Linked DNA regions of Homo sapiens: region 2 is linked to region 1. Evidence: chromatin contacts called from ENCODE Hi-C or POLR2A ChIA-PET data. All regions are on one chromosome and are shown on one strand. Each heading gives the region's core, a stretch centred on a gene start or an enhancer-like site at or near the end of the contact. The rest is flanking DNA. Distances are from core to core; before and after follow the strand shown.

Evidence for each region. Hi-C counts contacts between places; a loop is a spot of excess contacts on that map. ChIA-PET counts read pairs that join two places held with the same protein, here RNA polymerase II (POLR2A). Pooled maps may share reads with other maps.
Region 2: a loop to region 1 is called in a map of K562, with 3 times the contacts of the local background. The contact joins the promoter of MUC12 here to the enhancer-like site in region 1. A Hi-C loop is called at or near these places in 1 of 168 maps with a recorded cell type or tissue (K562), 4 of 37 single-sample maps with no recorded cell type and 9 of 50 pooled maps. POLR2A ChIA-PET finds 5 or more read pairs at or near these places in 4 of 52 experiments (H1, T-cell and WTC11).

The regions. Positions count from the first base shown.
Region 1 is chr7:100,797,307-100,801,894 of GRCh38, forward strand. ZAN (zonadhesin) reads left to right here. Exons shown (of 48, transcript NM_003386.3): 46 at 60-159; 47 at 271-317; 48 at 401-491. The coding sequence ends at 426. Among named protein-coding and RNA genes, the nearest start is that of EPHB4, 28 kb to the right of the region's middle. RefSeq lists enhancers at 2,157-2,216, 4,160-4,588 and a silencer at 2,221-2,515. Within about 2 kb of position 2,341, at least 7 of the 41 ENCODE cell types and tissues checked have a DNase peak (open chromatin) inside an H3K27ac peak, as active enhancers do.
Region 2 is chr7:100,967,964-100,972,248 of GRCh38, forward strand. MUC12 (mucin 12, cell surface associated) reads left to right here and starts at 1,602. Exons shown (of 12, transcript NM_001164462.2): 1 at 1,602-1,726. The coding sequence starts at 1,660. MUC3A (mucin 3A, cell surface associated) reads left to right here. Exons shown (of 12, transcript NM_005960.2): 12 at 1-384.

The DNA.
Region 1 (4,588 bases), core at 1,091-3,590:
TCAGTCCCCACCCTTCCCGTCTCACGTTCGACCTAATGTCTCTTCCCCGCACCCAGAAGCATCTAACCTGGTGGGCGTCCTACTGGGACTGCTGGTGCCTGTGGTGGTCGTACTACTGGCCGTGACCAGAGAGTGCATTTACAGAACGAGGAGGAAGAGGTGAGTCCTGGGAAGGAGAGAGGAAGGGCGGGTGGGGTGTGCAAACCGGGAAGCGGCTGGGCCCGTAAAGGGCCACTTGGGGACCCATGTCTATTCCCCCATGCCTTCTAGAGAGAAAACGCAGGAGGGAGACAGACTGGCCAGGCTGGTGGACACAGGTGAGAACCAACCCCACAGCCCGGAACCTCGGGGCCTAGAGTTGAGTCTCCTCTCATACATGGTTTTCTTGCTTTCTCCTCAGATACTGTTCTGGACTGTGCCTGTTAAGTTGCTCAGTTTTGAGCTGTCTTCAGACAAGAAGATTAAATAAATTTATATATTTATTTATTTGAGACAGGGTCTTGCTCTGTCGCCAGGCTGGAGTGCAGTGGCACGATCACAGCTCACTGCAGCCTCAACCTCCTGGGCCTCCTGCCTCAGCCTCCTGGGTAGCTGAGACTGCAGGCATGCGTCACCACGAAGGCTAAATTTTAACATTTTTGTTTTTGTAGAGATGGGGGCGGGTCTCACTATGTAGCCCAGGCTGGTCTCAAACTCCTGGCCTCCAGCAATCCTCCCGCCTTGGCCTTCCAGAGCCCTGTGATTACAGGCATGAGCCATGGTGTCTGGCCAAAATTATTTATTTTTGTTTCAGTTTTTTGTTGAGATGGAGTCTCGCTCTGTCTCCCAGGCTGGAGTACAGTGGTGTGATCTCTGTTCACTGCAACCTCCACCTCCTGGGTTCAAGCGATTCTCCTGCCTCAGCCTCCTGAGTAGATGGGATTACAAGTACACACCACCTTGCCTGGCTAATTTCTGTATTTTTAGTAGAGACGAGGTTTCGCCATGTTGGCCAAGCTGGTCTCGAACTCCTGACCTCAAGTGATCTGCCCGACTTGGCCTCCCAAAGTGCTGGGATTATAGGCATGAGCCACCACGCCTGGCCCAAAATTATGTATTTTTGAGACGTGAATGTCCACATGATTATAGTGGAGGAAGTTGGGTCTTGGAGGGAGGAAAATGAGGGAGAGAGGCACGTGGAGGCCTAGGTAGGGCTGGGTTCTGTGCAAAATGTCTAGAGGGGAGAGGAACCTAGGTTTGAGGTGAGGGTGTTGTCCCTTAGAGAAAGCCACATGCGGGTGGCACATTCAGTCCCGGCGAGGCTGACATCACTAGGGGAGACAGAAGGAGCAGGGAGGGCAGAAGGAACAGGGCGGGCAGGGGAATGGAGGGTGGGATGCAGCCCCAGACCCTCGGCTTCTGATTTAGGAGAAGACTTCACCTCAGGAATCCGAGTGCTTAGAGGACGTGGCCTCTGGCTCCCCACCAAGGTGATTCTGAGAAATTTTACATGTCAAGTACAGACTAAGGTTGGGGAATGTGGCTTTTTTTTCTTTTTCTTTTTTTTTAGAGACAAGGTCTCACTCTGTTGCCCAGGCTAGAGTGTAGTGGTGCAGTCATAGCTCACTGCAGCCTTGACCCCCGGGGCTCAAACGATCCTCCCATCTCAGCCTCCTGAGTAGCTGGGACTACAGGCATGCACCACTACGCCTGGCTAATTTTGATATTTTTTAGAAGAGATAGGGTCTCACTATGTTGCCTAAACTGGTCTTGAACTCCTGGGCTCAAAGAGCTCAGCCTGCCTCCACCTCCCAAAGTACAAGGAATACACGTGACCACCTTACCCAGCCAAACGTGGCCTGCCCGCCTTTCCTTCCTTCCTTCCTTCCCTCCTTCCTTCCTTCCTCCATCCTTTCCTCCCTCCTTCCCTTCCTTTTCTTCCTCTTACTCTCTCCTTCCTTCGTTTTTCCTTCCTTCCTTCCTTCCTTCCTTCCTTCCTTCCTTTCTCCCTCCCTCCCTCCCTCTCTCTCTCTCTCTCTCTGTTTTCTTTCTTTCTCTCTCCCCTCTGTCCCTCCCTTCCTTATTTAGAGACAGGTGCTTCCTCTGTTACCCAGGCTGGAGTGCAGTGGCGCAATCATAGTTCACCCCCCAAAGTCCCTCCCACACCTCCTCGAGGGAACAAAACATGGGTGATGTGTCACCAAGGGAAGAGGGGACAGAGGACTCAAGAGCCCGAGGGACCCCAGAAGAGGGCTGTAGAGGTGAGAAATTGAGGGCAAGTCTCCCTGGGCTGGGAAGGGCCCAAGCTGTGATTTGGGGTCCAGCACTGACACAAACACGACAACAGGGGGCGACTGAGGTGCAGAAGTGGAAAAAGCAGGTCGGGCGTGGTGTAATCCCAGCGCCTTGGGAGGCTGAGGGGGAGGACTGCTTGAGGCCAGGAGTTTGAGATCAACCTGGGCAACATTATGAGGCCCCCTGTCTCTACAAAGAATAAAACATCAGCTGGGCATGGTGGCGTGCGCCTGGAGGATTCCCAACTACTCAGGAGGCTGAGATGGGAGCTTGAATTCTTGGGCTCAAGCCTCAGCCTCTCAAGTAGCCAGGACTATAGGCGCATGTCACCACGTCCTGGCTAAAAAAAGTGGCTTTTTCCAAAAAAAGCAAATCAGCCTGTGACCCTCTGGAGAGGCCCCCACCCCCGGTATTCCTCCATTTTCCAAAAGGGGCTAGGGGTTACTGAGGGCGGGGTCTGGGGTCTGGGTTGCTGAAGAATTCTGACCTCTATCCTACTAGGAGTGACCCACTCACCCCAGCCTGAGGCCAAGGTGCAAACATCCCGCCCCCTCCCTCGGGACCTCTGCCTCCCATCAGGCAGGTCCTTGCTTGGAAGTGGGGGCTGGGACGTCTTGCTTGTGCTCTAAGAAGGAAGGCTTGCTGGGTGCGGTGGCTCACACCTGTAATCCCAGCACTTTGGGAGGCCGAGGCGGGCGGATCACGAGGTCAGGAGATCGAGACCATGCTGGCTAACACGGTGAAACCCCATCTCTACTAAAAATACAAAAAAAAATTAGCCGGGTGTGGCAGCTGGCGCCTGTAGTCCCAGCTACTCAGGAAGCTGAGGCAGGAGAATGGCGTGAACCCGGGAGACAGAGCTTGCAGTGAGCTGAGATCGTGCCACTGGAAGGAATGGAAGGCTGCCAATTGGGCTGGGGGAAGATCAGGATGTAGGACCCCAAAGGGGATTTGGGTTTGGGGATGTCAAAACGGAGGACAGGCTGGGTGTGGTGGCTCACGCCTGTAATCCCAGTGCTTTGGGAGGCTGAGGAGGGAGAATTGCTTGAGATCAGGAGTTGGAGACCAGCTTGAGCAACATAGCGAGTCCCTGTCTCTACAAAAATGTAAAGAATTATTGGGTGACTGAGGCGGGAGGATTGTTTGAACCCAGGAGTTCCAAGCTGCAGTGAGCTATGACTGCACCACTGCACTCCAGCCTGGGCAACAGAACGAGACCCTGTCTCTAAAGAAACAACCAACCAACCAACCAACCAGGGAGGATACTGAGTTCTAGAAATGTGTTATACTCTGCGCTTATCCTCTGGGATGACACGCCCTGAGGTCACCTTTATGGGAATGAAGCAAGACCCAAACCCGGGAAGGGAGGGTCCTGCCCAGCGAGACTCTCCCTTGCCCTAGCTGGAAGAGCATTCATGGTGGGGAGCTGGATGTGGCAGGAAGGCTCAGGGCAGCCTGGAGCTCTTGGGGCTGGACCTCAGGGGGCTTCTGCAGCCCCCTGCCCTGACCCCAGCTCCCCACACCGGGTCTTCACTCTTGGCCTCTCTGCTGCACCTCTGCAATGCCCATTAACCTTTCTTTCTCCAGCTACAGCTCTCTAGGACACCTTATCTAGCCCGGATGTCTGGTTGGCAGGGGAAGAGGGTGGGCCTGGGCAACATCCTCTGGATGGACCCCCCGAGTCCCTCCCACACCTCCTCAGGGGTACAAAACATGGGTGATGTGTCACCAAGGGAAAGGGGACAGAGAAGAGCCTGAGGGACTCCAGAAGAGGGCTGTAGAGGTGGGAAATTGAGACAAGCCTCCCTGGACCGGGAAGGGCCCCAGCTGTGATTTGGGGTCCAGCACTGACCCAAACACGTCAACAGGGGGCGACTCAAGTGCAGAAATGGAAAAAGGTTGGGCGCGGTGGCTCACGCCTGTAATCCTAGTACCTTGGGAGGCTGGGAGGGGAGGATAGCTTGAGGCCAGGAGTTTGAGATCAGCCTGGGCAACATTGTGAGACCCCCCCCAACCCGTCTCTACAAAAAATAAAAAAAATCAGCTGGGTGTGGTAGTGTGTGCCTGGAGGATTCCCAGCCACTCGGGAGGCTGAGATGGGAGGATCCCTTGCGCCCAGGAGTTCAAGGTTACAGTGAACTATGATCATTCCACTGCACTCCAGCCTGAGTGACAGAGTGAGGCCCTGTCTCAAAAAAAAAAAAAAAAAAAAAAAAAAAAAGAAAAAGAAAAAGAAAAAGCAATGGACCAGGTTAAGCCAGGCTGGTCCTTGTCAAGACCTGCCCCTGCAGGTGCCCGGGGGGAGGCCAGAAAG
Region 2 (4,285 bases), core at 352-2,851, 170 kb after region 1:
TGACCTAAATACCCCAGCTGCTGTTCCCCCCATCACCCTGCTGCCCAATTCTTTATTCTCCACCCCTTTCTCTCACCCCTGGAGCCCTGCGGGTGGGGGCAGGGCATGAGTTCCCCAGTCCCCAAGGAAAGGCAGCCCCCTCAGTCTCCCTCCTCCTCATTTCCTTCGATCCCCCTCCCTTCTTGCCTCCCCTCTGCCTTTTAAACCCATCCCCTCCGATTCCCCTCCTCCCCCTTCTCTTCCTGGTGTCACCTGGATTCCTGCAGTAACTCTGAGCCCTTGAAATCCTCAGTCGCCTTGGCGGGGAAGATTGGCTTTGGGGACAGGAAGTCGGCACATCTCCAGGTCTTCATGTGCACAATACAGAGTTTATTGTAAAAAGCAGCAGCTCTCTGTCTGTCTCCTTTTCACCCCCTCAGTGGTCTCTGTTTGATCAGAGAACAGGGATTTCCAGAGGTGGCACTGTAGGAGGATCCTGGGAGCACCTGTGTCTCCTGGGGACAAAGGAGGGGGTCTGTGGGCAGCCCTTGGGGGCCATGAGGTTCCTCACAGAAAACACAGAGGTTGGGGGGACCCATTTTATTGGGGAGTGACTCTGGGCAGGGGCCCCTTGGGCTTTGTCATCTGTGCTCTCCCCACCCCCACCACTGCCCTGACCTTGATACTGGGGGCTTAGGGAGCAATTAGACCCCTGGTGTTGGTTCAGGGAGTTGGGTGGTCCAGGGGCTAGGGCTGCCTGGTCCAGCCACCTTTTGCAAGGATGGGTAAAGCTGAGCCTCCCCAAAGATCTTGATCCCCCACAAGGCCCCCAAACCCTGATAGCAAACTCACACAGCAGAGCCTGTCTATGCTGGCACCGGGCCCTTCTGTTCCTGCTGTTGTGGGCAGTCAGGCCTGCCTGAGGAGTCGAGAGTGATCAGAAATAACGTGTCCCCTTGGGTCTTTGGGTGCTGGCTTGGCAGAGGCCCCTTTGATGCTTTCTCTGGGCAGGGATGGGCCATGGCCTTTTGTCACCTCTGTGTCTGGCCAGGGGTGGGGACAAGGACCATAAAGTCTCAGGTGTGAGTGGGCCCTCTGCCCAGGAGAAGGGCTGGAAACTGGGGACCCCAGGGAAAGCCCTGGACATTTGGCAAGGACCATGTTGAGGCAGGGGATGGGGAAGGTTGGCTGGAAGAGAGAGGGGCTTCTCGGGGGTGGGAGTGGAGGGTCCTTCACTTGGTCTGGCCTGTTGCCAGCTGCCCCTTCCACGGTTCTGAACTTCTTCCGTGGTCACCCGCTTCCTGGTGCTTCTTGGCCCCCACCTCTTGTCACCAGTGGTGTGCTCACACCTCTAGCCTCCCTCCCTCCCTCCTGCGCTGCCCCACCCAAAGTGCCTCTGACTTCCGCTGACAGAGAGGGACCCCGGCTCAGGGCAGTGACTACTCCAGGACTTATAAGGAAGAAGGGTGGACAGGCTGCCCTTCGTTTAACTCCCCGTGGTCACCACGCGCTACCTGCTCAATGCCATCACCTCACCTCTACCCTGGGACAGGCACTGCTCTTCTTCAAGGCAAAGTTCTCTGGGGTCCTTTTTATAGCTGATCCCTTCCTGGGAGGCCTTCATTTCTTGGTCCCTCCTGATGAGAGAAGATGGGCAGCCAGGGGCCCGTTCCCCGGGAGATGCTGGTGATCTGGATTCTGACGCTGGCTCTCCGGCTCTGCGCGTCCGTTACTACAGTGACACCAGGTGAGTGCTCCTGGGCTGATGCTCCAGGTCCAGTGCTCCTGGGTGGTAATAGTACATGCCCCTGCCTCAGGCAGCAGGGCTGCAGGTGGCCTCCTCCCCTTTGCATGGCAAGGGGCTGCCACAGGGCTGGAGACCCGTGCTGTGACCTCATCTTGCTTTGGGGGTGCTGAAGAGGTCACTGTGGAGACCTGTGGGTGCCTGTGGTTGTGCAGGGGATGGTCTGCACACAGCTCCTGGCTGAGGGGCGGCTGAAATCCACAGCTTCTGCTCTCCAGGCTCCCCCCGGGAGGATGAAGGGGCTTTTGTCACATAGACAGTCATCTCTGCCTGCCCTCATCCTGGGGGCTTTATCTGCTGGAGGGATGGGTCTTTCCAAACCTCACGGAGGCACTGCACATGCTGCTAGCCCTGGTCGGGAGAGAGGGAGTCCAGAGGGGTGTGTGACAGTATCATCTCTTGACTTGGAGTAGCCTCAGGTGCACCCGGGGAATCCCCACCAGTTAAATGGCTGACGGGGCCAGGCGTGGTGGCTCATGCTTGTAATCCCAGCACTTTGGGAGGCCAAGGTGGGTGGATCACCTGAGGTTGGGAGTTCAAGTCCAGCCTGGCTAACATGGTGAAACCCCGTCTCTACTAAAAATACAAAAATTAACCAGGCATGGTGGCGCACACCTCTAATCCCAGCTACTTGGGAGGCTGAGGCAGGAGAATCACTGGAACCTGGTAGGTGGAGTTTGCAGTGAGGCAAGATTGTGGCACTGCACTCCAGCCTGGGCGATAAGAGCAAAACACTGCCAAAAAAAAAAAGAGAGAGAGAAAGAAAGAGAGAAATAAAGAAAGAAGGAAGGAAAGAAAAAAAAGAAAGGAAGAAAGAAAGAAAGAAAAGGAAAAAAGAAAAAATGGCTGCCAGTTGCAGGGTCTCGCCTGCAATCCTAGCACTTTGGGATGCCGAGGCAGGCAGATCACGAGGTCAGGAAATTGAGACCATCCTAGCCAACATGGTGAAACCCCAACTCCACCAAAAATATAAAAATTAGCTGGGCATGGCCTGTAATCCCAGCACTTTGGGAGGCCGAGGTGGGCGGATCACGAGGTCAGGAGATCGAGACCATCCTGGCTAACACGGTGAAACCCCATCTCTACTAAAAATACAAAAAATTAGCCGGGCGAGGTGGCGGGCACCTGTAGTCCCAGCTACTCAAAAGGCTGAGGCAGGAGAATGGCGTGAACCCGGGAGGCGGAGCCTGCAGTGAGCCGAGATCGCGCCACTGCACTCCAACCTGGGCGACAGCGAGACTCCGTCTCAAAAAAAAAAAATTAGCTGGGCATGGTGGCACACGCCTGTAGTCTCAGCTACTCAGGAGGCTGAGGCAGGAGAATCACTTGAACCCTGGAGGCAGAGGTTGCAGTGAGCCGAGATTGCACTGCTGCACTCCAGCCTGGCAACAGAGCGAGACTCTCTCAAAAAAAAACAAACAAAAAAGAAACAAACAAAAAAAAAACAAACCGTGGCTGAGGGGCTGTAGGAGGAGACAGAGGCTCAGGGGTCCTTGCTCAGCCTGGTCGTGGCTGTGTCTGAGAGATGACTCTGACCCGCTGATTTCCCTCATACAGAACAGACTTTCTGATTCCTTTCTGGCAGGGGTGGACAGGGATGAGGAGAGGCGAGAGAGGGAGACCTTGAGTTGAAGGCTGTGGGGTGGGCAGAAGGGGTGGTGAGGGGGCAGGGGAGCTGGGGTGGGGGTCTCTGGAGCCCTGCAGGACACCTTCGAGGTAACCCACCAGGGAAGTTCCACCATCCTCCCAGCCAGGGACTCAGGCCCTCCGAGGCTGCCTCTGCCCGCCAAGCCTTGACAGATGAGACCTCCTTTACCCCCACCCGGACATGTTGGGAGAGAGGTACAGGCAGGGAGGAGCTGATGGGAGAGTTTCAAGGGCTGGAGTGACGAACTCTGTGGATTTGGGGACATTATGAGAGTTTATTAATAAGACATAGATTCCCTTTAAGTTCACCTACAGAAGTGGGAAACTGTGGGCCTGGATGGGTCTTAGGAGGGGTCCTCCCCATCCCTGCTCCCAAGGCCTGGCCTAGCAGATCTCTGTAGTCAGATTATTCAAGGAGAGGGTGATGGAGGTGATGACAGCGATGATGAAGGCCCCAGGAGTCAGCAGGTGGCATTGCCTCTGTGTACCCAGCCGTGTGTTAGAGACGGCCCCCAAGCAACCAAAAACCCCCGTTCCTCAGGTGCTTATAATTGTGTGTCAAAGATAACACAGGTGAATCCCTTAGTGTGCAAAACAGTCAGAAAAACATCTATCTATGGCCAGTGCAGAGAGCAGAAGGGAGTGAGGCCAGGCAAGTAGGGCCACTCCGGAGGGCTCCGGAAGATCTGATTAGATCCAGAGACCCCCTGCCCTCCTCTTGCAGAGGGCTCTGCTGTTCACAAAGCCATTTCCCAGCAGGTAGCTCATATAATTCTCATGAGGAGATCTGTGTAAGGAAGTCGGGGCAGATGAGGATATGTAGAGACTCAGAGAGAGGATGAGTGATTTGCCTGG